2 separate regions of the Homo sapiens genome follow, and region 1 is linked to region 2. A link is a loop called in an ENCODE intact Hi-C map of the cell type or tissue named here. Cell type or tissue: mammary epithelial cell. All regions are shown on one strand. Links, peaks and the distances in the headings refer to the core of each region. The heading gives the core; the rest is flanking DNA.

Region 1 (15,558 bases), core at 4,213-12,212, 510 kb before region 2:
CAGTTACTCGGGAGGCTGAGGCAGGAGAATTGCTTGAACCCGGGAAGCAAAGGTTGCAGTGAGCCGAGATTGCGCTACTGCACTCTAGCCTGGGCGACAGAGCGAGACTCAAAAAAAAAAAAAAAGATAAACTACCCTACTCCAGCCTCAGGAGGAGGAGGACATTGGTCAAAGGAAACAAAATTTAAGTTAGATTGGAGGAATAAGTCTAAGCGATCTATTTTACAACGTGGTGACCATAGTAAATGATAATGTATTGTGTTCTTGAAAATTGCTAAAAGAGTACATCTTAAGTGTTCTCATCACAAAATTAATAAGTATGTGAAGCAACGCTTATGTTAATTAGCTTGACTTAGTCATTTCACAATGTTGTGCATAATAAATATATGCAATTTTTAGAATCATAAACTGCATTGCTGAAAGAATATGAAATGAATTTGACAAATGGTGTCTAAATAAACATGAAAAGAAAAATAGAAGATAAATAAATAGAAGATAAATCAAAGAAAAAATGTAACAAGCTCAAGCTCATCTCAGAGGAAATAACTATAGCAGAAAAATATAACTGAAAATGAAAAATGTCTTTAAATATTTCCTCTACTTAGGTGAAAATAAGATGAGTAGATCTCCCTTCCCGCTTTTAAGAACAAGCTGATTGTCATTTTTTTCATTTATATATATCATTTTCATTTATATATTTTTCATTCATATATACACACACATGCAAATAAAAATATTAAGATATGCATAGAGAGTTTTATTATTTATGTTATATGTATATAACATGAAAGGGATACCAGCTTGAGCCTGAGCTGTGTTCACCTTAGAACTCAAGCCTACATGTCATGTTTAGACGACTGGTAGGCAAGTTTCACTTGGAAACTCCTTACCTGAGAACCAAGGAACCTCCTAGAAATTAAGTCATCCTGGCTGAGCATGGTGGCTCATGCCTGTAATCCCAGCACTTCGGGAGGCTGAGGCAGGTGGATCATGAGGTCAGGAGTTCAAGACCAGCCTGGCCAATATGGTGAAACCCCGTCTCTACTAAAAATACAAAAATTAGCAGGTGTGGTGGCAGACGCCTGTGATCCCAGCTACTCAGGAGGCTGAGGCAGGAGAACCGCTTGAACCCAGGAGGTGGAGGTTGCAGTGAGCCAAGATCACGCCACTGCACTCTAGCCTGGGTAACAGAGTGAGACTCTATCTCGAAAAAAAAAAGAAAAAGTAAGTCATCCTAAAGAGATCTGGTTCAATGGCAATATGCAAAATTGAAGGGGAAAGTGATGATGCATGAAGCAAAGTGTTGGCCGTGAGTTGCCCTTCATGTAGCATCTTCCTCTTTGTATAAGAGAGTGATTCCTAATCTTACAGTGTAAAGAACTTCCTTTGAGAATTTTCTTTTTTCTTTTTTTAGAGGCAGAGCCTGGCTCTGTCACCTAGGCTGGAGTGCAGTGGCATGATCATAGCTCACTACAGCCTCCAACTCCTGAGCTCAAGCAATCCTCCCACCTCAGCCTCCCAAGTAGCTCAGTCAGAGACAGAGCACTATGATAGGGTAGTTCCATCATACACAGAGCACCCATGTGACTCACCCTGGGGACCTCTACAAATATTTGGGAAGAAATTGCTGAACTCAGAGCCTATTCAGGAACCTCAAGGATGAAGCCAGGTAAATATTCTCTTGTCGGCCAGGCGTGGTGGCTCACGCCTGTAATCCCAGCACTTTGGGAGGCCGAGGCAGGCGGATCACGAGGTCAGGAGATCGAGACCCGCCTGGCTAACACGGTGAAACCCCATCTCTACTAAAAATACAAAAAAGAAAATTAGCAGGCGTGGTGGTGGGCGCCTGTAGTCCCAGCTACTTGGGAGGCTGAGGCAGGAGAATGGCATGAACCCGGGAGGCAGAGCTTGCAGTGAGTCAAGATCGTGCCACTGCACTCCAGCCTGGGCGACATAGCGAGACTCTGTCTCAAAAAAAAAAATATATATATATATATATATATATTCTCTTGTCACTGTTGTAGTGTAGCTCCAGGCTTATGTGGCCTAAAAAATGCAGTGTCTTATAAATGTTTTATGGCCAAACACCTATGGTAATCAATGAATTTTCCTTCTACGTCTAGTTACTGCATAAAGATAATAATCTTCCAACTCAATGTACATTTATTGAACATCAGGTATATGCAGGCATATTAAGGGAATGTTTCCTCCACTGGAAATGCTATGACACTTTGCTCTTCACCTTAGCTTAAATATCAGTACCTCAGAGAGGCCTTCACTGATTCTCAAACCAGCCCTTATTTCCTTTCAAATCCCCTGGTTCTCTTTTCTTCATTGCATTTATCAAAATTTGTCATCAAATATTAATTAGTGGAATCTATTTATTTATTTATTTATTTATTTGAGACGGAGTCTCGCTCTGTCGTCCAGACTGGAGTGCAGTGGTGTGATCTCAGCTCACTGCAACTTCCACCTCCCGGGTTCAAACAATTCTACTGCTTCAGCCTTCAGAGTAGCTGGGATTACAGGCGCGTGCCACCACACCCAGCTAATTTTTTATATTTTTGGTAGAGATGGGGTTTCACCATGTTGGCCAGGCTGATCTTGAACTCCTGACCTCAAGTGATCCACCCACCTCTGCCTCCTAAAGTGTTGGGATTACAGGTGTGAGCCACTGCACCCAACCCAGGTGTAATCTTTTAAAAATGCCTATAGTTTCCAAAAGAATGAAGACGATACCTGTTAGGTTCACCATTGCACAGACAGCACCTTGCAGGGTACCTACCATATAGAAACAATCCATAAATGTTCACTGAATCACCAAATGAATGAACATTAATTTTCGTGCTTTTCTCTGCACATGTGGTAGAATATGACCACCCTATGCATAAAGCTTCCAGTCTAGAAACCCGGAAGACTAACTTTTCTGAATATAAATCTCTTGCTACGGAGAGTGAAACTGAGTGATCTAATTTGAATCAGGTAAGCACAATTAGTCCAATGAGATATGGCCAGGAGATAGGGCATCCTATTGTATAAACATGACTTTCTTAGCTCATCTTTGCACTTTGGGGAGAGGGTTTGGGGTTATTTTCTCAGAGGACTGAACTGATGGGTAAACCCAAATGGTTCTAACTACAACAAAGATTCTGGACTTATGAGAAAAAAGATAAGTCTCTACCCTCCAAAAATTTATGAGATAGTAGGAGGTAATAAGACAAATACCAAATAACCACATTTCAACTCAGATTATGTCACCTGGCTTAAAAGGTATATAAATAATGCAGCTGGGCGCGATGGCTCACGCCTATAATCCCAGCACTTTGGGAGGCCGAGGTGGGCGGATCACAAGCTCAGGAGTTCGAGACCAGACTGACCAACATGGTGAAACCCCCATCTCTACTAAAAATACAAAAATTAGCCAGGCTTGGTGGTGGGCACCTGTAATCCCAGCTACTCAGGAAGCTGAGGCAGGAGAATTGCTTGAACCCAGGAGGCAGACATTGCAGTGAGCCAAGATCGCACCACCGCACTGCAGCCTGGGTGACAGAGTGAGACTCTGTCTCAAAAAAAAAAAAAAAAGATATAAATCACGTTTTGGGATAGAGAGGAAATAAAGAAAACACCGTGCTGTGCTTATAAAGTCAGCATAGGAAAATATATACAGAACCTTGTTTTATCTTTGATAAAAAGAGAGTGACATTGAAACACTATTTCTATTGAAAATATTGTTTCCTAACAGCTACAAATGACTTAAATGAAAGTAGGTTTGTTTCAAAAACAAATGACATCTTATCTCAATTTTTAAAAATCAAATGGTGACATTGTTGATAATGGTAGTACAAAGAGGACCCTAAAAATAATTGTTTTTATTTTCTGTGTGGGAAGATAACTGTGCTATACTTCCCATGTTGAAAGGGATCTGCTTATTTTCAAAATATAAACTTAAGAATTAGTCTAGATGACATTGAACAATGTGAATTCAATTATTCTCTACAGAAAAAATCAATAGGAAAATGTGAGCTTTTATTAATTAGAAAGATAATTATTCGTCTGTAATTTGAACTAATCTGTATCTTGAAGGATTAAATCTGATGATCTGTATAGATATGTATGTGTGTATATATATATATATATATATTTTTTTTTTTTTTTTTTTGAGACAGAGTTTTGCTCTTGTTGCCCAGGCTGGAGTGCAATGGCGTGCTTACTGCAAACTCCGCCTCCCAGCTTCAAGCGATTCTCCTACCTCAGCCTCCCCAGTAGCTGGAATTACAGGCATGTGCCACCACACCCGACTAATTTTTTGTATTTTTAGTAGAGACAGGGTTTCTCCATGTTGGTCGGGCTGGTCTCGAACTCCCGACCTCAGGTGATCCACCCGCCTTGGCCTCCCAAAGTGCTGGGATTACAGGCATGAGCTACCGCACCCGGCCAATCTGTATAATTTAAACTCTTGCTCCATAAAATTAAAGTAACTATAGTGGGAGACCTAGAGATTACCGTTGTTTGTTTAAGCCACTGTTATTTGGGTTTTTTGTTTTGCTGAGGGAAGAAGAGCCTGGGCCTGATGGAGCCCCAGGGAAATCACTACCGCTGCCGGTGTTTGCAGGTAGCAGGGAGCCAGGCCTGGGCGAGGTGTGTCTCGATGCCAGAGCTGGTAGTACAGAAGGTGGTGGGCCATCCCCGGTGCTGCTCAGCGTGGTGGATCATTTCAACCGAATCGGCAAGGTTGGAATCCAGAAATGCGTCATTGGTCTGTTTTGGGGGTCATGGCAAAAGAAAGTACTTGATGTATTGAACAGTTTTGCAGTTCCTTTTGATGAAGATGACAAAGACAATTCTATGTGGTTTTTAGACCATGATTATTTGGAAAACATGTATGGAATGTTTAAGAAAGTCAATGCCAGAGAAAGAATAGTTGGCTGGTACCACACAGGCCTGAAAATACACAAGAATGGCATTACCATCAATGAACTCATGAAAAGATACTATCCTAACTCGGTATTGATCATTATTGACGTGAATCCAAAGGACCTAGGGCTGCCCACAGAAGCATACATTTCAGTGGAAGAAATCCAAGATGATGGAACTCCAACCTTGAAAACATTTGAACATGTGACCAGTGAAATTGGAGCAGAGTAAGCTGAGGAAGTTGGAGTTGAACACTTGTTACGAGACATCAAAGACACAACACAACGGTGGGCACTCTGTCCCAGCGGATCACAAACCGGGTCCATGGTTTGAAGGGACCGAACTCCAAGCTTCTGGATATCAGGAGCTACCTGGAAAAAGTAGCCACAGGCAAGCTGCGCATCAACCACCAGATCATCTACGAGCTGCAGGACGTCTTCAACCTGCTGCCAGATGTTAGCCTGCAGGAGCCTATTAAAGCCTTTTACCTGAGGACCAATGACCAGATGGTGGTAGTGTACTTGGCCTCACTGATCCATTCTGTGGGCCTCACTGATCCATTCTGTGGTCGCCCTGCACAACCTCATCAACAACAAGATTGCCAACCAGGATGGAGACAAGAAAGAAGGGCAGGAGAAAAAAGAGAGCAAAAAGATAGAAAAGCTGACAAGGGGAAAGATAAAGATAAGGAAAAGAGTGATGTAAAGAAAGAGCAGAAAAAGTAAAACGTGTATTAAATAGCTTTTTTATGCCTGTAATCCCAACATTTTAGGAGGCCAGGGCGAGTGGATCACCCAAGGTCGGGAGCTCGAGACCAGCCTGACCAACATGGAGAAACCCCGTCTCCACTAAAAATACAAAATTCGCTGGGCATGGTGGCACATGCCTGTAATCCAGCTACCCAGGAGGCTGAGGCCAGAGAATCGCTTGAACCTGGGAGGCATAGTTTGAAGTGAGCCAAGATCACACCATTGCACTCCAGCCTGGGCAACAAGAGCGAAACTCCGTCTCAAAAAGATAAATAAATAAAATTAAAAATTAAAAGTAAAAAGTTTTCATGGTTTCAAAGTTTCATTTCCCTTATAAGGAAATTGAAAAATACTGGAAAGTTTAAAGAAGAAAAGACTTATGTGCAATCCTGCCATTAAGTAATAACTACTATTAACATTTGTATATATTTACTCAAATTTTTATATCTATATTATCATTTTTAATATCTACTTATTATGTCATCATATGGATATGATAATTTTCTCAATTACTCTCCTGTGTTTACCAATTCTTGCCCTTATAAATAATGTTGCAATGAATGCCTTTGATTATATACATCTTGGTTGAAATTTTAGCTCTCTCCATAAAAGATATTCTTATGGGCATTATAAAAGCATTAAGGCTTTTGATCAGTACTGCCAAATCACTTACTGGAAGTATTTTTCAAATTGCAACTTCACTCAATGGTCTGTGCGAATGACTGTCTCACATTAATGGTTTTTTAGATCTGTGCTAATTGTGTGTAAAAAAAAAAAGCATCCCTTTTTACTTTGCATTTTTCACTATTAGAGAAGTTGAAATATTTAAATATCTCTATTAGTCTTTTATTCTTCTGCAAAGTATCTCTTTTGTCCTTTATCTATTTTTGTGGAACTTTATATATAGTTATATGGATATATTAGACAGATATAAGTATCTTCCATATTTTTAATTTATTGTTTCAAAATTAGCAATATGCATAAGCTAACATTCAAAGCAATCAAATTTCCGTGATTCACCATTTTGCATTATTAAGATACTCCATCATTAGAGTGAAAAATGTAAATGACTTTTAGCTATCTAGATGGAAAACAATTTGTAAATACCAAGAATTGTAATTATTATATAAACACATTAGAGACAAATATGAAAACAATCCTGTACCTGGTAAATTCCTTAAACTGAATGGTAAGTAATGCAGAACTTTCTATTTACAGACCACAGAAGTATAGATTATACCACAAATGAATGCATTATAGGCCAGGCACAGCGGCTCACGCCTGTAATCCTAACACTGTGGGAGGCCGAGGAAGGCAGATTACTTGAGCCCAGGAGTTTCAGACCAGCCTAAGCAACATAGCGAGACCCTGTCTCTATTTTTTTAATAGAATAAATAAATAAATACAGTATAAAGATTGCAGAAACTAAGAATGAGGAGGCATATTTTCTTTTTTTCACTACTAAGAAAAGAGTCACTGCCTTTAGCACAGTGACTTTGGATTTCTTCCTTATGCTAGAACTAAGCAATATTCACCATTTCATTCCTCCTTCTGCTGCTTTTTCTATCTTAGCCTCTTGGGCAATTCATGCTATAGGATATTAACAGAGATAAACTGGCTACTCTTTCTCCCTTCCCTTCAGTGATATACATATTGCCATAATGCCCTAGCCAGTATCCATAAAAACTAGCAACCTAGGATACTTCCAAGCCTTGAATATACAACAATCTTTTCTACCAACTTGTTTCAGGAGTAGGCTGTAAAACTCCAACTTTAGAATGCAAATATTTCCAGGAAGCTACTGGGAAAAATCATAGCTTAACTAGCAGTATAAAAATGGTACGAAAGAAATCATTCTGAAGTTTAGATATCTGGTTCTGTCATTTATTAGCTTTGTGACCTCGGTAAACTAAGTTACATAATCTTCCTGAGCTTCAGTTTATTTATTTTCCTTATGGGATGATTGGGGAGATTGAATTAACAGAGGTGAGATATGTAGAAAAATGTACCCAGTGCCTGACACAGGAAACTTCAATATGAGGGCTTCTTTTCTTTCCCAACTGTTTTGCCAGCACTTTGGAAAGGAATAGATGCCACTAGGAGGCAGCAATGGCACACAAAGAACTAATTATCATGTGCACGTGCATGCGCAGACACACACACACACACACACACACACTCACATGCATACGCATGGGCACATACACAAAGCACACACACTCAAACCACATACACAAATCCACATGCATGCCACACATACCACATATATACTCACACTCACACAAAAGCAACAAATATTTGCACAGCAACCACATACACACCCACACACAGGCATACTGGCACACACATGCACACAGCTCAAGTTGTTTTCTTTCCTTTTCTTTCTTTCTTTTATCTTTTTAATCTTTTATTGAGAGATTAAAGCAGGGAATGATCCTCAGGTTAATAGATAGGAAATGTCACTGAGGAATAGTACTTATTATTAAGTTTGGGGCACAGGAAAGAGATCCTATATATTGAAAGATTGGTCCATGTATTAGAAACGAGAGAATTATGTTATAAACTTCTTGCAGAAATATAGCATAAGAGATACGTGAAAACATTGATTCCTTTGCATTTAGAACGCCGTCCTGCCATAAACCAAGAGAAAAAAGACGGTCATTGAGAAGCACCTTCAGGGACCAACTTGTCTTGGAAGAAGACCTCCCTAGCCATGTGCATTTATAGAGTGTATAGTTATATAGTTATATGCATTTGTAGAGTTACAGTTATATAGTATAGAGTTCATTTAGTCTATGATTGCTAGGTGAGTAATATTACTTTGGGAAGATTCAGTTCAACTGTGCAAAAATAGAGGATGGGCGGGGCGCAGTGGCTCACGCCTGTAATCTCAGCACTTTGGGAGGCCGAGGCGGGCGGATCGTGAGGTCAGGAGATCAAGACCATCCTGGCTAACACGGTGAAACCCCGTCTCTACTAAAAATACAAAAAATTAGCTGGGCGTGGTGGCGGGCACCTGTAGTCCCAGCTACTCGGGAGGCTGAGGCAGGAGAATGGCGTGAACCCGGGAGGCGGAGCTTGCAGTGAGCCGAGATTGCGCCACTGCATTCCAGCCTGGGAGACAGAGCGAGACTCCATCTCAAAAAAAAAAAAAAAAAAGGAGGATGATAACCAGCTCCTTATGGTTGTGGTTCTTTCTTCACTAGGCTACCTGTGGCGGTTAGTACTTCCTGTACCATCTCCAGTAGGGGGAGATCACCGCAAACTATGGCTAGGGAGGGTACGGCACAACTGTGATGACAGGCAACCTGGTGATCAAAGCATTTAAGAAGAAAAACACTTGAAAAAGGGAATCTACTTATGGCACAAAATAGACCACATAATCACTAAATAGAGGGGCTGCAATTGGGCAGTTTCTACCGATGGACTCCTCAAATCCAAATTGCCTCTTCCAATTACAAAAATAGCAGATTTTTATTTCTGTGAAAATACGATTAAATGAGAGGAATCAGGACTATCGTCTAAGCTCTAAAGTCTGCTCTGATTATTTTTCAGTGATCCAAACCTATCCAGCCCCCTAAAATGCCTTCCAGTGAACAAAATGGCACAAAACACAACCTTCAACAAACTTGCCATATCCCAGGAGCTTCTTTGTAGAATAGGCTGGGGAAGGGAGGAGTGTTGGAAAAGTGCTAAGGGTTTAAAACAGAAGTGCTGAGGTGTCAAAGTTAGGCATGCTGACTATCTGGTGCTATCAAAATGCAGACCTAATTATTGTGTATATGAGTAGTGCATGTGTACATAAATATGTGTATGTATTTCCTAGCTCTGTCTGTTGAAGAAGACCTAGAAGCAGTGATGCCTCTGTATCAATGAGCACTACACCCAGACACAATGCAGACCTTGATTTCTTTTTTTTTTTTTAAGACGGAGTCTCACTCTGTCACCCAGGTTGGAGTGCAGTGGTGAAATCTCGGCTCACTGCAAGCTCCGCCTCCCGGTTCACATCATTCTTCTGCCTCGGCCTCCAGAGTAGCTGGGACTACAGGCGCCCGCCACCGCGCCCGCCACCATGCCCGGCTAATTTTTTGTATTTTTAGTAGAGACGGGGTTTCATCGTGTTAGCTAAGATGGTCTCGATCTTCTGACCTCGTGATCTACCCACCTCAGCCTCCCAAAGTGCTAGGATTACAAGCGTGAGCCACCACGCCCGGCCCAGACCTTCATTTCTAAACACCGTTATCTTCAGTTCATTGGGGAAATGGCTGAGGTTTAGAAAGCTGAGGTTTACAAATTATGACAAGCTTGGAGTATTGTGTTTTAACCAAAAGCATGGTGGTGCACACCTGTTGTCCCAGCTACTGGGGAGGCTGAGGCAGGAGAATTGCTTGAAGCCAGGAGGCAGAGGCTGCAGTGAACCGAGATCGTGCCACTGCACTCCAGCCTGGCTACAGAGTGAGACTCCGCCTCAAAAAAAAAAAAAAAAAAAAGAAGTGGTGGAGCAAGATGGCCACATAGAGACCTCCAGTGATCATCCCCCTCACAGGAACACCAAATAGAACAACCATCCATGCAAAAAAGCACCGTCATAACCAAAAATCCCTGTACCTGGCTTTAAAATTATATCAAGGAAAGGGGCATTGAAGAGGCTGGGAAAGACAATCTCGAGTTGTCGACACCACCCCTCGCTCTTCCCCATCAGTGGCCATGTGGTGCAGAGGGAGAATCTGTGTGCTTGGGGGAGGGAGTGTGAACTGTTTGTTGGACTTTGCATTGGAATTCAGTGCTGTCTGTCACAGCAGAAAGCCACACAGGGCAGAATTCACCTAGTAACCACGAGGGAGCATTTAGACCAGCCCTAGCTGGAAAAGAATCATCCATCCCAGCAGCCAGACAGAACTTGAGTTCCAACTAGCCCCACTACCATGGGGTAAAGTGCTCTGGGGTCCTAAATAAACTTGAAAGGTGGTCTAGGCCACAAGGACTGAAATTCCTAGGCAAGTCCTAGTGCTGTGCTGAGCTGGAGCCAGTGGTCTTTTTGTGCACACAACCTGTGAGACACCAGCTGGGGTGGCCAAGGGTGTGCTTGTGTTACCCCTCCCACGACCTCAGGCAGCACAGCTTGCAGCTCCAGGAGAGACTACTTCCTTCTGCCTGGGGAGAGGAGAGAGGAGGGTAAAGAGAACTTTGTCTTGCAACTTGCATTCCAGCTCAGTCACAGTAGAATAGGGCACCAGGCTGAATCCTGAGGCCCCCGTTCCAGGCCCTGTCTGCTGGACAACGTTTCTTGACACACTCTAGCCACTGTCTTAAAGAGAAGTACCGGTTCAGGCAGGATTCATTACCGGATGATCCAAGAGTCCTCGGACTTGAATTAACACCACCAGTTGCCAGGCAGTACTCACCACAAGACTTGAGTGAGATCCCGCGCCATGCCGACTTCAGGTGTGACCCAGCACATTTCCAGCTGTGGTGGTCACAGGGAGAGACTCCTTCTACTTGAGGAAAGGAGAGGAAAGAGTAAAGGGGCTTTGTCTTGCAGCTTGGGTACCAAGTCGGCCATAGTGGGATAGAGCACAAAGCAGGATCCTGGGGTCCCTGATTCCAGGCCTTGGCCCCTGAGTGGCATTTCTGGACTTGCTCTGAGCCAGAGGGGAGCACAGTGCCCAGTGCATGAAGGAAGAGACTGAAGCCTGGCAGCCTTCACCACAAGCTGACTGAAGAGCTCTTGGGCCTTGAGTGAACATCACTGGTAGCCAGGCAGTGATCACTGCAGGCCTGGGATTGTGGTGACTAGGGGGAGAGACTCCTTCTCCTTGAGGGAAGAAGATGGAAGAGTAGGAAGGACTTCATCTTGCGGTTTAGGTGCCAGCTCAGGCGCAGTGGAAAGAGCACCAGGTAGATTCCTAACGTTCCCAAGTCCAGGCCCTGCCCAGACAGCATTTCTGGACCTGCCCTGGGCTTAGGGAGAGCTCACCACCCTGAAGGGAGGGACACAAGCCTGGCTGGATTCGCCACCTGTTGACTAAAGAGCCTTTAGGCCTTGAGTGAACAACAGACGGTAGCCAGGCAAGACCCAGTGCCGTGCTGGCTTCAGGTCTGACCTAGTACAGTCCCAGTTGTTGAGGCCACAAGGCTGCTTGTGTCACCCAGCTCCAAGCAGTTCAGCATGGAGAAAGAGACTCTGTCTGGGTGAAAATAAGAGAAGAGAGCAAGAGTCTTTGCCTGGTAATCCAGGGAATTCTCTTGGATCTTACTTAAGACCACCAAAGTGATACCTTAAGAGCTCTGCAAGAGTCATCATTGCTGGGCTTAGGGTTCTCCTAGTGCACATATTGTTGCAGTGACCAAAGACTTAGATCACAACACTCGATTGCCTTTGAATACTTGGAAAGCCTTCCCAACAAACAAGCCCAGACTGCAAAGACTGCAATAAATACCTAACTCTTTAATGCCCAGACAACAATTAATATCCATAAGCATCAAAACCATGCTGGAAAACATGACCTCACCAAATGAACTAAATAAGGCAACAGTGACCTATCCTAAAGAGAGAGATATGTGACCTTTCCTACAGAGAATTCAAAATAGCTGTTTTGAGCTTCCTCAAAAGTCAGGATAATACAAAGAAGGAATACAAAAGGATAATACAAAATTCAGAAAAGTACAAAGAAGGAATTCAGAGTCCTGGGCCGGGCACGGTGGCTCACACCTGTAATATCAGCACTTTGGAAGGCCGAGGCGGGCGGATCACCTGAGGTCGGGAGTTCAAGACCAGCCTGACCAACATGGAGAAACCCCATCTCTACTGAAAATACAAAATTCACTGGGTGTGGTGGCGCATGCCTATAATCCCAGCTACTCGGGAGGCTGAGGCAGGAGAATTGCTTGAACCCGGGAGGCGGAGGTTGTGGTGAGCCAAGATCGCACCATTGCACTCTAGCCTGGGCAACAAGAGAGAAACGCTGTCTCAAAAAAAAAAATTTGTTTTTTAAATAAAATTAGGAAGTACCCAAAGGATATGGAGACATATCAAAAAGACACATGAGCCACTTGAAGTGGCTCCCACTGATCAATTCTGTGACAACTCAAGCATCAAAATAATTAATTATATTAGTGAATCATAACTCACTGAATAAGGATCCATGTGTTCACACTAATATTAATTAACTAATTAATTTGGGGAAATGGGAAAGTACTCCCTTACAGCAGAATGAGAAATAATAAATGTAGAAGGAGTGATAAATTTAAAAATTACTTGTTGGCAACCATCACAAAAACAATTGATTTAGGTAAAAATCTAAAATTACTGGATGAAAATTTGATGAAAAACAGGATATCCACATAGTTGTGAAGTATCTCCCCATGAGATACTGATTAATTAATTACAAAGGACAATATAGTAAGATTACAATGTAGAAATCTGGCAGACATCAGATTTCTAGCCAAGTAATCATAGTTAACATTACCAATAGTAATGGCATAAATTGATATCATGTACTTCCTGATATGATGCACTAAGAAGATTACAATCTCACTTCTCTTGTAATCCCGGCAACAATACAACTGAAATCGCGTCATAACATAACTTCAGACAAACCCAAATGATTGTCCTCTACTCTTTAAAAATATTAAGATTGTGAGGGGGCACAGTGTCTCACCCCTGTCATCCCAGCACTTTGAGAGGCCAAGGTGGGCAAATCTCTTGAGGTCATGAGTTCAAGACTAGCCTGGCCAACATGGTGAAACCCTGTCTCAACTAAAAAAAAAAAAAAAAATTAAATAGGCATGGTGGTGGGCACCTGTAATCCCAGCTACTTGGGAAGCTGAGGCAGGAGAAGTTGCAGTGAGTGAGATCACACCACTGTACTCCAGCCAGGACAACAGAGCAAGACTCCATCTCAAATATATATAGATTGTAAGAAAGGAGGAAGAAAAATGGAAGAACTCTTCTAGATCTAAGAAGACTAAAAAGCAGGGCCATCTCATCTACAGTGGAGAATTAGATGCCACTTGAGAAACAATTTCTAATATACTAGATGCTTGGCACCAAGTGACCAGGCAGTTACAGCTGCCCATCACCAGCTATATTCTGTCATACCCACCAAGTCATGAGGTCAAGTGTGCCTAGCAACAACTCATGATAAGATGATAATGGATATACCCTGAAGCTACGTGATCAGAAGGTCAAAACTCCACATCATCCATCACTGTTGTACTAATGGCATTCCTAAGTGCACATCTATAGCCATATGACCCCATATGATCCCGTAGGACCAGCTTAGAGCGGAGGAAAAAGCCTGAGCTTGGTTCATGGATATGAAGGTCTGTACATGTGTGTAGGTAAAAAAAAGGATGACAGCTACAATACAGCTTATTCAAAGAGCATCTTGAAAAACAGTGGTGAGAAAAAGTCCTCCCCATGGGAAGAATTTTGGATGGTCATCTTCCTTGTGTGGAAAAAGAAGTGGCTTATGATTAGAATATATATGAACTCATAGGTAGTGGCTTGACAGAGTCTGAGAGGTGAGAAGAAAGATGGGTAGATCAGGTACAAAGAGGACTAGGAGTAGAGGCATGTGAATGAATAAATGGGGTGGGCACAAAGTGTGAAGATCTTTGATGCACATGTTAACTCCCACTAGCAAGGTACTACATAACCAGATAGAGAAAAAGACTCAGCCAGTTGACAGCATCTGGCCTCTAACACTGGCCACCCCAGTGCTGGCATAATGGCCACATGACTGAAATGGCTATGGTAACAAGGATGGAGATAATTCATAGGCCCAACAGCATGGTCTCCTACTTATATAGATTGATCTGGATGCTGCCTTGGTTGAATGTCCAACCTGGCAAGCAACAGAGACCAGAGGCCAATGTTGAGCCTCCAAGATGACACTATCTCACAAGCAGATCCACTGGCACATAAGGTATCAAGTTGACTGCATTGGACCTACTTCTACTGAAGGAGTACAGATCCATTATGCTGGGAATCAATACTTATTTGGATATGCATTTGTTTTTCCTGCATCACTATCTGAGGACTTACGGAGTTCGAATCCACTGATACAGGATCCCACATAACATTGTATCAGACCAGATAACCCATTTTATAGTAAAGGAGGTATGACAATAGGCCCCTGACCACAGGACCAACTGATCACATTACCTACCAAACCATCCAGAAGCTGCCAGCTGATAGAACCTTGAAATGGCCTGTTGAAAGCATAATCAAAGCACCAGCTTTGAGATATGATCCTCTATGATGAAGTATATACTTTAAATCAAACATCTTCATTGTCTCCCCAGTAGGAACAATACATGGGTCTGGGAATCAAGGATTTGAAGCAGCAGTGGCCAAGTTATTATCTCTCCCCTTGACTCACTTGGGGACACTTATGCTTTTGTTCCACATCTGAAATCTATAAATAGTTTAAAAGGCCTTGTTTCCAAAAGGGAAACACTTCCACTAGGGGCACAGCAAGTCCTATTGAACTATAAACTACAGATGGTGCCTGGCAACTTTGGGCTCCTTTTGCCAAGGAACCAGCAAGCAAAGATCTCACCATCTTAGAAAGGGTCATTGACTCTGATCATCAGGAGCAAATAGGGCTGCTGCCTCCTCAGTACTCCTTGATACAATTTTGATTATAAAAATCATAGAAACATCAGAAAGGCATAGAGGCCTTTCAGACCCCTCAAGGATGAAGGTCTTTGTCACACCACCAGAAGAGCCACTGAGACCAACAGAAGAGCCAGCCAAGGATGAGGAGAATACGAAATGGATGGTGGTGGAGGAAGAAGATGAGTATCAGTTGCAGTTCGAAGGCCAACTGCAGCATCAGGTGTTGTAGTTTATCTCACTAACCTTACTCTACTGAGTTTCACCCAAGAA
Region 2 (15,558 bases), core at 3,912-11,911:
AGTCTAAAGACTACTCACTTGCCAGACACACCTGTAAGATGTGTCACCTTCCTGATTCCAGAGTAAGAACCTCAGGCCCTCCTCTGAATACTTTGAAGTCTAAACATCAGGCCCATGAGGAGTCCACCCTTCACCTGCACTTTTTTGACAGCCCAGAGGAAGGTGTCTGAGCCAACATCTTTATGAGGCTGGTTGGAGGCCTTCAGGGGAGAGGCCATTTTAGAGCCACGAGAACCTCCCTTTCTTCCTCTAGCAGTTGTGTAAAACTCACGTGTGTGACAAATCTGGTTGCTCTTGAAGATGGACCAGTTTCTTTCCCATACATTTTATGGTTCCAGAAATCAGTAATTCTGGACATTTCTAACTGGTGGATGCTGCATCTACTCTGTGTCAAGCACTGTCCCTGGGGCTAGAGACAGAACCTTGCTCTTGGGAACATTGTGGAGTAGTACTAAGGGATATGAGACCTTGTACCTTATCTCCACTTTCTGGAAACGACCCCTGACCCTCATAGTGGAGGGAAGCTTACACCCTGTCTCCTAAACAGTAGCTAGCCTAGATCAGCGGGAGTCTGACCCAGGCCACAAGTCAGTTCTTTGTCCACGTAGCAGTATCTCCAGCTCTTGAGATGCTGAGTAAGCCTCACTGCTGAAAAGATTATGGCTCGCCTGATGTAACATGGCTTTTATAGGCAGCTAGAACCACAGAGGCCTCAGAGAATTCAAAATCACAGCTCCCTACATGGGGTCCAGGAACGTGTGGCCAAGGTGCTCATGGTGTTGTATTTTGGTTTTAGTTTGTTTTCAGGGATGAGGCCTCTTTGCCCATTAGGACTGTCGCCATGATGTACACATGATGGTGGCACTTCCCAGTTCATCAGGCCGACCAAGTGGGGCCATAGATGTCCTTGTTCAGGAATTCAGGGAACTCGGTGGCTGTCGTGTCTTCAGCACTTAATTGAAAACGAAGTGGTTAACATTTGGCACTAGTGCAGCTTCCTGCCATTTGCCACTTTCACCTTGAGCAGAGGTGTTTTGCTTCCTCATCTCCCTTCCCAGCATCCAGGTGTGTGGTCCGGGAAGGATTCCCTGGGACCTCTTGCAGATGTGTAGAGCAAGAGGTGCTGTGCGTATCTGGGCTGGGTCACTTCAGCCTTTCCTTTGATTTTTTTTTCCCAGAGAAGATTTGGGATGGTTTGTCATGTCCAAGTGTGAAACAGCCTTAGAGTTCTTTCTAGGTCCATTTGAGTCTAAGAATAACTACCCAGTGGCTGCCGGAAGGCTGTGAAGCCACATAGCAATTGTATCAAGGTGTCTCTGCTAAATGTTTTTTGTCTCCCTGTAGAAAGAAGCAGGTGACCTATTGCAGATGGCAGTTGGAGATAGGAACCTCCTAAAGTCATGCCATATACTTCTCAGGGCATCCCAGCTACTCAATACAGAGTACCCTATGCCTATAGATATCCAAGCAAAGATCAGGCAACCCTCTGAGAAAGATGTAGGAGAAATGCCTGATTAAATTTCCTCTAAGGCTCTGTCCAATACCAAGATTGCAATAAGGGTGTTTTTGTTGCTATTGTTAGTTCCCTTTAATCTTGATGTGGATTAAGATCGCTATCCTAAAATAGAGTTTTTGGGGTTGGAACAAAATGGCCTATTTTAGGAACAATCATAAATGGATTTGTGATTACTGACTTTTAAAGGCCCATAATGATAAATTGGAATAGAAGATAACCCATACCTGGTAAAAGAGATGCAAAACTCATGATTTGACTAGTTTCTCATTTTAGTAGACAAAGCCTTACTGAGCACGTAGGATTGGTTTGCCTCTGATCTCCTCTGTTCAGGTTCAGGGCTGTGATGACCCATTCAGGCTGTGGGATTTTGGTTCAGAAATCTGATCATCTGATCCCTCTCAAATTCTCTCCTGGAAGCCACCTCTCACTGCTTATGAAGTTGGGGGATTACCCCTATGAATCCTTGTAGAGAAGTCTCACCTTCATGAATCCTTGTAGAGAAGTCTCTTTTGAGATGATTTCTTTTTTTTTTTTTTTTTTTTTTTTTTTGAGATAGAGTGTTGCTTTTGTTGCCTAGGCTGGAATGCAGTAACACAGTCTCAGCTCACTGCAACCTCCACTCCCGGGTTCAAGCAATTCTCCTGCCTCAGCCTCCCAAGTAGCTGGGACTACAGGCTTGAGCCACCACACCTGGCTAATTTTGTATTTTAGTAGAGACAAGGTTTCACCATGCTGGCCAGGCTGGTCTTGAATTCCTGACCTCAAGTGATCCACCCACCTCAGCCTCCCAAAGTGCTGGGATTACAGGCATGAGCCACCATGCCCGGCCTCTTCTGAGATGATTTTAACTTATTTTTCTCACATTAGTACTTGAGAAAGGAAAGTTATCCAGTTAAGATAGGTTTTTTTTTTTCCCTTTTTCTTTTTCGGTGGAAGTTGAAAGTAAAAAGAAAAGCAAACCCTGGTTGTGTGGCATTCAGTCAACTGGAGCTTGGTTAACTCACTGCCCACCAGCTTATGTTTCGTCAGTCATCTTGGGCACTTCCAAGATATTGAAGAGCCTTCTGAATCATCAAGAAAAAACAAAATCTTGTTACTAATAGTTTTCATGGTAAGCGGGTTTGGTTTCATCATCATTTATTGAAAAATGGCAATCTGTATATAACATTACTGGGCACCTTGCTATGTGCTACCTCAAACGAGTCGATTCGCCAAATACTCCAGGACCCCGTCATGTGAACTGGCCGATAGCAAAACACATCCCTGAATGTAGTGGAGCTGTTTGATGTGAGACCACTTTCAGACATGGAAATGCCACAAGGAGGAGAGAAGGGTCCTGTCCTCATAAAGCTTGATTCTAGGCCTTTCACTATTCAAACAAGGAAGAGTTACTTCCTACCCCTCCAAGGGTCAAATGAGACCTGCACCTGGGGTGCCTCCGGAGCAGAGTGCACTGGAAGGTTCACCGCACCTTCTCTCCTGACCCTGGTGCTGTGTCTCGGGGTCACCGTCTGTCTGCTGTGCCTGCCTGCATCATAATTGGAACCTGTGCTGTGTTGTACTCAATCTCGTTTTCTCACACCACTAATTGTGTGTAGCACTTCCTGTGTGTAACATTTCTCCTACTAACCTGGCAGTTTTTCTCCTCCTCCTGTCTTTTACAGGGCTGTCATGTCCGCTTCTTAAAGGTAGTTCTTCCTCTGCTCTTTCCTCATCCACTTTCCTTCCACAAAACACTTGCCTTGGTTTTTGTGGCTCCCGGGCCTCAGCCTGCAGCCATGCTCTCCACCCTTAAGGATGCACCGCGTGTTCTGGTAGCTTGAATCTCACACCTACTTGTGTCTTAGTCTGTGTGCTCCCTTCCAAGCAGCCACGGCCCTCCCATGAAAAAAAATGCCATGTCTTAATCACCCAGAGAATAGACCAGTCTCCCCTCCTCTTCAGATTAGGTTAGTTTAAAATTTTACCTGCTGGGCACGGTGGCTCACACCTGTAATCCCAGCACTTTGGGAGGCCGAGGCAGGTGGATCACCCGAGGTCAGGAGTTCAAGACCAGCCTGCCCAACATGGTGAAACCCCGTCTCTACCAAAAAACAAAAAAAAAAATACAAAAATTAGCCAGTCATGATGGCAGGTGCCCGTAATCCCAGCTACTCGGGAGGCTGAGGTAGGAGAATCACTTGAACCCGGGAGGCGGAGGTTGCAGTGAGCCGAGATCGCACCATTGCACTCCAGTCTGGGTGACAGAGTAAGACTCCATCTCAAAAATAAATAAATAAAATAAATAAATAAATAAATAAAATTTTACCAAGCAAATATCAAAACCTCCTATCAGTGATTAAAGTTCAAGTCTGTATTGAAAGCATCCATCCAATGAACAGAAAGAGTGCATCTTTAAATGGACAGCTCATTTTCCTTTCTTTCTGTTAATATCTTTCAATCACATATGAGTTAAGATTCATTTTAAGTTTTATAGGCATACATCTGCATTAGCATGCAATCAGTATGGTGTATTTACACTACATGAGTGTGTTCATATGGATGATGTAGTGTAATATATCATAGGCTGAAATCCTGTAATTGTTCTGATGTTCTTAATGCCTGACTTAATCCTTCTCACTCTTATTTCATTTTTTCTCATTTTTTAATGTTTTCCCAACTCAATCGTTGCAATCTAATCAACCATTCTATCCCCAAACTATGGAGGGGAATTTTGCAACTTGCATGTAAATGGTTTTAAAAACCTGGTCTATTATTGTCATTTCTGATAGCGCCACTCTCTTCTGGGAAGCTGGTTAGGGCCACACACCAGCTGTGCTCTCAGCGTATTGCCTGTGTTCGTAATTAAAATCAGCCCAAGATTGTCGCAGTGCTTTTATGTTCGCATTAGATCAAACTGGAAAATTTAAACCCTCAAATGCTCGGGTGGAGGATTTGCAAGGGGAGAAACCCTACTCCCCGACCCCAAGCTGGAATCCACATCTAATGCTCTCTCAAAAACACTGTCCTAAAGACAGCATCTAATAAATAATGTTTTTAGAGTTTCTCATCTCTAGAACTTGTATCTCACCCTGCAGATGTGCCTGTTAGAGGAACCACAGGAGATTTGTGACCTAGAGATACTGGAAATGAGAAAGAAAAAAAATATTCCTTGAGGTTTCCTAAGTCTTGCAGAGTGTGGTAAATACTGTGTGTGAAAACTGCCTTTCAAGGCTTCTGTTGTTACTGCCCCCCCTCCACCCCGCCCTTGTCTGTGTTTGAAAACCCTGTCCCATGATTCAATGCAGGGTGTTGACTTTGGATACACATCTCCAGAGGCTGGCCACACCTGAATACACTGAGCCTCTGTGCAACTTCTTCCTGTGGAGTAAAACCCTCCAGCATTCTCAGAGGAAAGAGGCACCTCTTGATCACTCCAGGAGGTGGAAACAGTTCCTGTTTAAAAACCAAGTAAACCCCTCTCATTGCACCCCCTGCTACTTCAGAGGAACACCTCCATTCTGATGGAAGGAACTCGTACTTGGGTCCTGGAACCCTATTTGGGACCCAAACCTCTCCCACTTGTGTGGCCTGACGTGCCTGAGTGCTGTTTGTGTCCTTTTTATTATGTTGAAAACTTTGTTATTCCAAAGAAACATCTGAATCACAGAGCTTAGTTTCCCAGCATGTCGGAAAGCTGGGTGCTGGTGTAAAAAACTCAGATGTGGCTGAAAAGGGAAGTAATGAGAGGGGAGAAAAATAAGAAGAAAGAGTTAGGGTGAGGCTTTCACCTCCCTGGGTTCTTGCCTGGCTCCTCCTAGCTCTAATGAAGGGCTGTCCCTGTCCCCTTCTCCTTAAAGACTGTCCCTCTTCTCCCACCTGCTGGGCAACGTGGCTGTCACCTCGTCATTCCAAGAAGGCAGCAGGGTGTGGCGAGGAAGTGCCACACTGCCTGGGTTCAAGGGTTCAAATCCCAGCTCCAATATTTCATAGCTGTATAGCCTGGAGCCATGCAGCTCATCTCTCTTGCCTCAGTTTCTCCAAGTCTAAAATGGAAATGGTAAAAGGACCAACCTCCTAGGGATGTTGGGAGGATTAAATGAGTAAGTATGGAAGGTGCCTAGAACAGTGCCTGGCTAGATTTGTGTTTGCTGCAGTCATTACTCAGCCTTTTCTCTGCCTTCCATCCCCAGGAATTATGAATTACAGAGTTTTCCCTAATGGAGGTGTCACTGTGCATTGCTGGTTTCCAAGAAGCCATTGCCAAGTTAAAGTGAACCCTTTGTTGTCCTTTTTTTTTTTTTTTTTTTTGAGATGGAGTCTCACTCTGTTGCCCAGGCTGGAGCGCAATGGTGCAATCTTGGCTCATTGCAACCTCCACCTCCCGGGTTCAAGCAATTCTCCTGCCTCAGTCTACCGAGTAGCTGGGACTACAGGCACGCGCCACCATGCCCGGCCAATTTTTTTACTTTTTGTAAAGAAGGGGTTTCACCATATTCACCAGGCTGGTCTTGAAGTCCTGACCTTGTGATCTGCCTGCCTCGGCCTCCCAAAGTACTGGGATTACAGTCGTGAGCCACCGCATCCGACCTCATTGTGCTTTCTAAACCACTCCCGGGCCCCAGTTGGGAGACCCCGGTTGTACATTAGGTACAAATAACCCATCAGATAGGAATCTGCTCCCCGTACCCCACCCTACTCCCACCTGCAGCAGTGAAGCAAGGCCATCTTGAATTCATTTAAGAACAGAGATGAGAAGTGTCAAGTCAACAAAGTCTCTTTTCTGACATGTTTTGTGTTGGTGCTTATTATGTTTCCTGTGTGGTTTTGTTATGAGGACAAGAAACAGGCTACTCTACCTGAGAAAGAAAATGTCACCCGCATGTTGGAAATTCACCCTGACCCAGGCAGTGATAATAGCGTGCCACCGCTCGCTCACACCTCTCTTCAAAGTGGCTTCCTTGGCTTGGTCATGAGCTAATCTTTACCTTGTGGCTTTTTCTGAAAATAGACTTGTCAACACTCAGTCCGAGTCTGGCCCCCAGTCACTGGTTTTCTCTGTTGACAGGCTGCAAAGAATCATGCAGGAAGGGCTCTGTCCATGAATTCCCAATGGTCATGGGTGGTCAGCCAGCTCAGAGCTGATGGTTTGGGTGGGGGCAGGCAGGACACAGCCATAGTCTCAGCTCTTACTAGGGGTATTCGTTTTGTGACTCACATTCCCCCAGGTGCTCACAGCCTGTAGATACCCTTAGGGTCACAATAATTGTATTAATTTAGACTCCCTGGCTCTCTCCTGGCCCATTGACAAAACCTCTGTTCACTTCCAAAGCCCAGCAGTTGCAGCTGGGAGATCCCAGGAGTATCTCGTGCGGTGGTGAAGTGATCCGATCACACACCTTTCCTCTCCGGTGTGAGGCCCTCTGCTTTGAGGCCACTTGCATCCCAGCCATGTTCCCCCCCACCCGCTGCTTCCTTTGGGGAGAATGCCCCCTTGTGAGTCCACGCCCCCCTCAAGCTGCCAGGCCTCATGCATGGGGCCAGAGAGCTAGGGTGCAAATACCATGTGTAAAGGGAAAAGTGTCCTGACCTCAGCTGCCCTTGTGCCCTCAGGCCTGTGCCCACCGTTGGAGACAGGAAACACCTACCTCCACCTTGCCCTCAGGCAGCCCCTCCTGCTGGAGACCAGCTCCTCAGTCCTGTCCAAGTCCCCTGAGGGCAGCTGGGAAGCCCCTGTCTTTTTAGGAGAGGTCTCACTGTTCCACCCCCTCGTCTCTTCCCCCTTCCTGGAATGGAAATTTGTCTTCTGACGCTGCCACCTGGCAGCAGGCGATGGCTGTGGCGAGACTACTCAGAATGGCAGCAGCCACCAGCCCCGAGCTCTGATCACTCCCTCACCACTGCAGGATGGCGAGGCTCCCAAGCCTGCAGGACGAGAAAGGGAGTGTTGACCCATTTTACAGATGAAGAAACAGGCCTCAGAGAAGTGTGCAGTGCCTTTACTGGTGTCCCAGACCGCTGCTGGCAGACCCCAGATCCCATGCTTGTCACCTTCCTGAGCGCCTAGTGAGCTGCCTGACACAGAGGGCCCAGAGAATAGCCCAGAACAGTGCAGCTGCTGCTAGCCTTGGAAGCAGGTGTCCCATTGAGCTATAATTAGGCCCCTTGGTTTTAAAAACTGGTGTGGATTAAAAAGGCTCAGTGAGGGTAGGATGAAATCAATGATTATGGAAATATTGTGCTAAATTTAATGACAGTCGGCCCTGCTTTCAAATTGCTTGCTCCTGTCAGAGACATTTTATAAAAATTTTCCGTTGAGTAGTTGAGCAGTGTATCCAGCATTTCGGGGATAGGATGTGTTTTGTTTTTTGGTTTTTTTTTTTTTCTCTGTGAGGATGCCCAGTCATCCTGTTTTTCCTTTCTGCAGCAGCTGCACAGCCATGGAGGGAAGGCTCTGGAACCTTCTTCCTTGGGGAACTGGGTTTTATTGCCAGTTATAGCTTGGGTGCGTTTTTTGTTACTGTTTTTTATTGACTTCAGGAGCTGCTGTTCTGTGCTCGCTTAGCTTCAATTGGATTTTCCCAGAAGTGGCTTTTTCATTGAACTCTGCCCTCGTGTAACTGTCGTTACTTCTCACTATTTTCCAGGTCGTTCTTTGTTTCTAAGATAAACACCGTGGCTCCCTCGGACCACTCCAGGGCCCCCTGCAGCCCTCACTGCCTCCCTTCCCCCCAGGCCCTTTCTTGGATCTGTGGCTTGCAGAGTCTGCACCCAGTCAAGGGTTTGGAAAGATTCGGGAGACACAGAAAGGCCTACAACTGTTTGGATCTTTGTTTTCTAGAAATAGAGCACCCAGAGATCTTAAAACCCACTTTTGGCATCTGTAGTTCCGTTGGCACTCTATAGTTCCGTTGGCATTTTGCAAAGTCCTGGCACTTACGTGAGTGATTCAGGTCATCTACTATAAAGGATACAGTTTTTTTTTTGCATCTGCGTAGATACAATTTTGTGTCTTGTTTGTGCCATCTTGCCCCATTTACTGGGACTTCACCTCGGTAAGGCAGACTAGTGAATCTTAGGTGGATCTCTGCTAAAAGATCCCAGCCAAACTGCAGTTGCTTCAGAAACTGAATACCACAAGAGGGCAGTAAAGATTTGCAAATGAAAGATTCCATGACACCTGCACACAACAAACAGCAATCAACTGTTGCCTGGATGTCTTTACATTTTAGTGGACATAGAGATGAGATCACCACCTTGTGCTCCCCATTGCTTCTTGGCTTTAGAGGATCTTCAGTGTGCTGCAAAGAAGTCAAGGGTTTCCCAAGAGCTGGATGGCTCCTTCAGTCTATTCTTGCTTGCACTGGGCCCCAGCCCATTTTCTATCTCCCCGGGTTTTTTTTTTTAGCACCAGAGAATTACCCACTTCGAAGCCATGTTGCTGACAGTCTGAAAAACTATTTACTTTGATGATGTTTCTGAGTTCATGTGATTCTTGACCCTGCCACAGCCAACCCATAAAGCCAGTGTGGTGGTAATTCCAAAGGGGAGCATTCGAGCAGGAAAAGGAATAGGTTTCCAAAAATGATTAAGTGCCCAAAGTTCTCGAACAATGCTATGTCATGGCTGTTGCAGTGCGCACTGGGCCTTCCTCTAAGCCGGGCATCAGACGCAAGTGTGCCATCAGCTAGCTCCCTGGTGGGAGAAAAACATTGTTGCAGATGGAAAAACTTAAGGTCATTGGTGGGGAATCCTCATGTAAGCCTGGAGATTTAGCAATTGGGGAGAACGCGGTACAAGGGCAAACCGCCTTTCCAGGAGGTGTTTAGCAGGTGAGACAAGGCGTGCACCACCAAGATTAGCGATCCTAACAGATGTGTCAATTATCAACAGACAAATCTGGGAAACAGGGAAAAATTTGGTTGGCTGCAAAGAAAATCACACACCGGGATACTAGAGGTGAATATTATGTGGTATGAAAAGAACCAAGCACTTCGCAGTTTCCACATCTGGCAAAGTGCCAACACGTCAGGGTCCCACGTTTCTCCTTGGAGAATGGCTCAGTTGCCATGACAACGGAGGCCCTCTCGCTGCCTGTGAATTTATTTTAACCGTGGCAACAGCCAAAGTGGGTGTGTCCATGAAAATATTTCTTGTTAAGAAAACGATTGAATGTGTTGCCCTTACATTTTGCTCTGCTGAATACATACTTCATTCACCACCATTGTATGGCTGCAAAATTTCCTTTTCCTGTGCTGCCTGGCATAGCAAGCATTGTGGAAGAGCCTGAATAGTGATTTAATTCTAGTGCTCTTGAGATTCTTAATTGTCGCTGTTGTGATAGATTAAGAAGATACAGACATTGTACTGAAATCTAACTGCAAATGAGGATGAGTGATTTGAGAACCTGCGTGATACAGGGCAAGGGTCATCGAACTGCAATCCACAGCCCAGACCCCAGCGGCTGCCTGTCTTCACCATTAAGGCTTTATTGGAACACCTTCCCTCCTTTACTCACTTTTGCAGCTTTCGAGCTACAATGGCAGAGTTGGAGAGTTACAACAGAGACAGTATTTGGCCCACAAAGCCACAAATATTTACTATCTGGACCTTTACAGAAAAAGTTTGCTCACCCTCGATGTAGGAGGAAGAGCACTAGGTTCAAAGGCTGGAGTTCTGGATTCAGAGCTCAGGATGGAAAACTGATTTAGACATATCGCGGTGCCCCCTGGGCTCATTCTCCTCATCTGTAACATGGGCAGCCTTGATGAGACTATCCCCAAGTTGCTTTTGAATTCTAAAAGCTCTGTCATCCTCCTGCTGTTAGTCAAAGATTACAGCCCAGATGGGGCAACCTTAGCACAGGGAAACGTACGGGATGATCCAGCATCTAGTTTCAGGGCCTCTGTAGAGAACAGAGCGTCCTTCTCTTCCTCCACCAGCACTGCCACGAAGCGGCGCAGAGGCTGTGGTGAAGTTAGCTCTCTAGACCTCAGCATCTTCATCTGCATCCTAGGCAGGTCAGACTCCCCAGGGACCCTTCTGTGGCTGACAGTCTGTGGTTCTGAGGCCCTCGCTGCAGTTGCCAGCAGGAGAAAGAATGACTCATGCCTGTGATTTGCTGGTCACCTGTGATTCCCGCCTCCGGGAGAAAACTCCAAGTAGCAGGTGTTGACCCAGTTGTGTGGGAGGAATCACCCAGGCCCTTATTTCCAGGTTGCACTTACAGATCGGATTGTGCAACCAGAAAAATGCCGTCAGAAGGAAGTGGGGTGGCTTGGGGGACTGACTTACTAAGGATCACTGTTAAGCTCTCCATACAAATTAGCTCCCCTTCTGTCTTAGTCCACTCGGGCTGCTATAGCAAAATACCATAAACTGCATGGCTTACAAACTGCATATGTTTCTCTCTCTTAGTTCTGAATGCTGGGAAGTCTAAAATCAAGGCAGGTGAGGTGTCTGGTGAAGGCTCACTTTCTGATTCACAGATGGCATCTTCTGGCTTTGCCCACACATGGTAGATGGGATGAGGAGCCTCTCAGGCCTCTTTTTATTAAAGTTTTTATTATTTAGAGACAGGGTCTCATTCTGATGCCCAGGCGGGAGTGCAGTGGCACAATCACTGTTCACTGCATCCTCGAATTCCTGGGCTCAAGCAATCCTCCTGCTTCAGCCTCCCGAGTAGCTAGGACTACAGGTGCACGCCACTGTGCCTGGCTAATTTTTAAAATTATTTTTTGTAGAGATGGGGGTCTCACTGTGTTGACTAGGCTGTTCTCAAACTCCCAGCCTCAAGCTATCTTTCTGCCTCAGCCTTTCAAAAATGCTGGGATTAGAGGCATCAGCCTGGGATCACACCCAGCTTCCAAGGCCTCTTTTATAAGGGCACTAATCCCATTCGTGAGGGATCCACCCTCATGACCTAGTCACCTTCCAAAGGCCCTGCCTCCTGACACCATCATCTTGGGGCTAAGGATTTCAACATGTGAATTTGAGGGAGACACATTCAAACCATAGCACCTTCCAAGACCACTTTCTGTGTTGTGGAAGAAAAGATGTGTTTTTGTTTTGACATCTGAACATAAAACACATATACACAGCCACATGTGAGAAAGAAGTACAGTTAAAAATTCCAACTGTGAATTTAGACACACAACCCAAAAGAAACCAAGAGCCTGCCTTCAGGAATTAGGCTGCCTTGACTCTGGGCTTCTTCCTCTTCTCTTTGACTATTCATGGTGAGATTAAAATGTCTGTCCTTGTGCAGCTGGGCACAAGGGTACTTGTTTGTGACCTCCCCAAAAAGGTCACAAACAAGTAATTAATGTTTCATTCATCCAGGAATCTATCCTGGGGACTTCAAGGATGCACACATATTTAGACCACAAAATTGTTCATCTGCATGTCATTGAAAACAGAACTAGGAAAAACCTAGGTGTCTAACAATAAGGAATGGTTACATCAGCTACAGTAGAGCCGTGTAGTAGGATATGATGCAGTCACTCAAATCATGTGGCAGAAGAGTGCTTATAACCAGAAGTTCACAATAAGCAAAGGGGAGAAGCAGGTTACAAACAATCTGATTCTATCTGTATCACATAGGAAATCATGAAAAGAAAGGATTAGGAAAATGTCCACCAGAATGTTATTAATGATTACCTCTGGGTAATAAAATTATAAGATTTTAGTATATATGCTGCCAAAATGAGTATAAAATTTTAGATGTTTTAGGCCAGCCGTGGTGGCTCACATCTGCAATCCCAGCACTTTGGCCGAGGTGGGTGGATCACTTGAGGTCAGGACCTCGAGACCAGCCTGGCCAACATGGTGAAACCCCGTCTCTACTAAAAATACAAAAATTAGCCAGGCATGGTGACATGTTCCTGTAATCCCAGCTACTCAGGAGGCTGAGGTGCGAGAATCGCTTGAACCCAGGAGGCAGAGGTTGCAGCAAGCCAAGATCACACCGCTGCACTCCTGTCTGGAAGATAGAGCGAGACTCCGTCTCAAAAATAAATAAAAATAAAATTATAGATGTTTTAAATTTTGTTCTCTTTTTTCTGATGTATCCATGCCTGTTAGATTTTCTAAAATGAGCAGGTATACTTTTACAACAAGAGGCAGCCTTGCTGTAGAAATTATTTTAAAGCAACATTTCTGCCTCTTAAAAATGTTATATGAAAAGCTGCCTTCCCCATATACTCTACTCATTGCTTCTGCAAATATTTGAGGACCACCATGCCCCAAACACCATCCTAGGCACTGGAGCTGTGCCGGGGAACAAAACAGACGAGCCGTGCGTGCTCATCCCAGTGGCCGAAGAAAGTAACAAACAAGTAGAGAAATACAGGATTGGTAATGAGAAGAGAGGGAGGGAGTATGCACCACAGAAACCGGTGCAGGGACAATGTCAGAAGGAGTAGGGAGCCTCGGGGCTAAAGCATCCTTTGAGCAGAGATAGAAGGGAGTCCCGTGCCTATCTGGGTCAGAGGAAGTGCCCAACTGCAAAGGCCCTCAGGCGGCAGCGTGCTTGGCGTGTCCCAGCAGATGAAGTATTGAGCCAGAGAACAGCGGACATTTTATTTACTCTAACTGTGCTACCCAGGAGGCTGTCATGCCCATTAAGTAGCATCATTTTAACCTGTTGCCCCGTTACCGAGTAGAAGATAATAGATATCATGACTTGGAGCTTATTAGAAATACACAGGCCATATTCCACTAACGATACCGTGAAAACCCTCAGTTCCTTTGTGGCTTTCTGCTTCGAAACACTTGATCTCTCTTAACTAACGTTGCAGTGGGTGCAGGTAAAGGCATTACCTTAGAGGTATGATGCTGTGCTGGGCATCCTTGGTTATATATGGCATGGCTATTTCTGTTAACCATGCCCTGTTACATGGAATAGCAATGAATCACCATCAGTGTTGTTTTGCCAGTGTTGTTCAGATTAGCTGTGAATACAGAGGACTTTCATCGTTGTACAAAAAATGGTAGGAGAAATCCACAATTATTCATTTGTTCCTATGGTTGGTCATCGTTGGCCTGTCCGTGGAATCTTAGAAGTAGAAAGAAGCTTCTGTTGTCATCTCTCCACACGTTGCAACTGTCTTTGATAAGTATATTACTCAAAGCCTTATTTTCGAGAATGCTAAGAGATCATGTATTTTTGAAGACATATTTACAAAATAGGTGAGAATGAACACATTTAAAGTGGAATGTAGTTACGTTACTGGAAAGAAGTCCCAATCCAGACCCCAAGAGAGAGTTCTTGAATTTCATGGAAGAAAGAATTTGGGGCAAGTCCACAGAGTAAAGTGAAAGCAAGTTTACTAAGAAAGTAAAGGAATAAAAGAATGGGCCGGGTGCAGTGGCTCACACCTGTAATCCCAGCACTTTGGGAGGCCGAGGCGGGCGGATCATGAGGTCAGGAGATCGAGACCATCCTGGCTAACATGGTGAAACCCCGTCTCTACTAAAAATACAAAAAAATTAGCCAGGCATGGTGGTGGGCACCTGTAGTCCCAGCTACTCAGGAGGCTGAGGCAGGAGAATGGCGTGTATCCGGAGGTGGAGCTTGCAGTGAGCCGAGATCGGGCCACTGCACTCCAGCCTGGGCAACAGAGCAAGATTCCGTCTCAAAAAAAAAAAAAAAAAAGAATGGCTACTCCATAGGCAGAGCAACCCCCAAGAGCTGCTGGTTGGCTATTTTTATGGTTATTTCTTGATCATATGCTTTAAAAGGTGTGGATTATTCATGAGTTTTCTGGGAAAGGGGCAGGCAATTCCCAGCACTGAGGGGTCCTTCCCTTTTTAGACCATACGGGGTAACCACTGGATGTTACCATGGCATTTATAGACCATCATGGCACTAGTGGGAGTGTCTTTTAGCATGCTAATGTATTATAATTAGCATATAATGAGCAGCAAGGAAGCCAGAGGGTCGCTTTCCTCGCCATCTTGATTTTGGCAGGTTTTGGCTGGCTTCATTACTGCATCCTGTTTTATCATGAGGGTCTTTATGGTCTGTACCTTCTGAGAACAGTCCTGCTGACCTCTTGTTTTATCCTGTAACTAAGAATGCCTGACCTCCCAGGAGTGCAAATGCAGCCCAACAGGTCTCAGCCTCATTTTACCCAGCTGCTATTCAAGATGGAGTTGCTCTGGTTTGAACACCTCTCACAATTAGACATTAAACAGTACTTCAGAGGCTGCCCAGGAGTTCTATGATGATGAGATGGACCCACCGGGAGCCCTGGAGTAATGGTTCAGTTTCTGATTCTTAACTGTAGATGAATCTTTGGACCTGTATTCATACTGGAGATAAATCAGCACCCCTTGTAAGAATTTCTGGACAGAGGGCTATTGTATTAGAGGTCAGAAATTTCTATTTTTATGGTCTGTCTGATTTTCCATATAGTGTATATTCATTATATAAAATTCAAACATAGCAGAGTGTCTATGGTATTAAGTTAAACCCTTTGAAATTGCTGTTAAGGTGGGTTAGACTGTCACACTGTCACAGCTTAGCAGCTGCAAACTTTTAACCTATTAGAAAATGAACGTCTCCAGCCATCCAGCCCCTCATAGATATACAATGTAAGTCATTTGTCACAACCACCCTCAATTTTAATTTGAAAAAACCCCTAATAGGGAGCTGAATGTGGAGAGCTTCTCACATTACACATGGATAGCTTCAGACACAGATGTTTTTACACATGTACCATAACCCCCATGTAGGCGAATTTGGGTTTGCAATATTCAGATTCATTTTGTATGATTTGCTTTACAGAATGCCACTGCAGGAGCTCTTTGAATTGTTAATAGCTTCAGTGATTGCAAACTATTGTGACTTTTCAAGAATGTATCTGTGGTATAAAGTGAGACGTGTCAGTCATCAGTAAATTTTCAAATGAGGAGGGAACACTGCCTGGTCTCACAGCCTGGTCTTCCAAGTGGCATCACAATGCCAAACTTGAACCAAACGTGAATATGCCATTTTTTGAGGAACCTAAAAATCCTGGATTCTGGGTTGTTGAATCATAGCCAATAAACTGTGAGGTACT

What was found. Hi-C counts contacts between places; a loop is a spot of excess contacts. Peaks named below come from ENCODE experiments on the same cell type or tissue, not always from the same donor. Only the 100,000 strongest peaks of a DNase experiment are listed, where the experiment ranks them.
Region 1: it touches region 2 in a loop (5-fold over the local background); 8 of 110 quality-filtered maps call a loop at or near these places.

Annotation. Positions count from the first base shown.
Region 1 is chr17:66,193,045-66,208,602 of GRCh38, forward strand. It overlaps the pseudogene PSMD7P1. Among named protein-coding and RNA genes, the nearest start is that of CEP112, 8.7 kb to the left of the region's middle. In mammary epithelial cell, for the core only: a CTCF peak has its summit at 7,755 (motif pointing right); a DNase peak (open chromatin) is centred at 7,797.
Region 2 is chr17:66,707,264-66,722,821 of GRCh38, forward strand. All of the region lies in intron 8 of PRKCA (protein kinase C alpha), which reads left to right. Among named protein-coding and RNA genes, the nearest start is that of MIR634, 72 kb to the right of the region's middle. RefSeq lists enhancers at 6,540-6,599, 7,230-7,926, 14,973-15,474. In mammary epithelial cell, for the core only: a CTCF peak has its summit at 8,628 (motif pointing right); DNase peaks (open chromatin) are centred at 4,848, 8,668 and 10,668.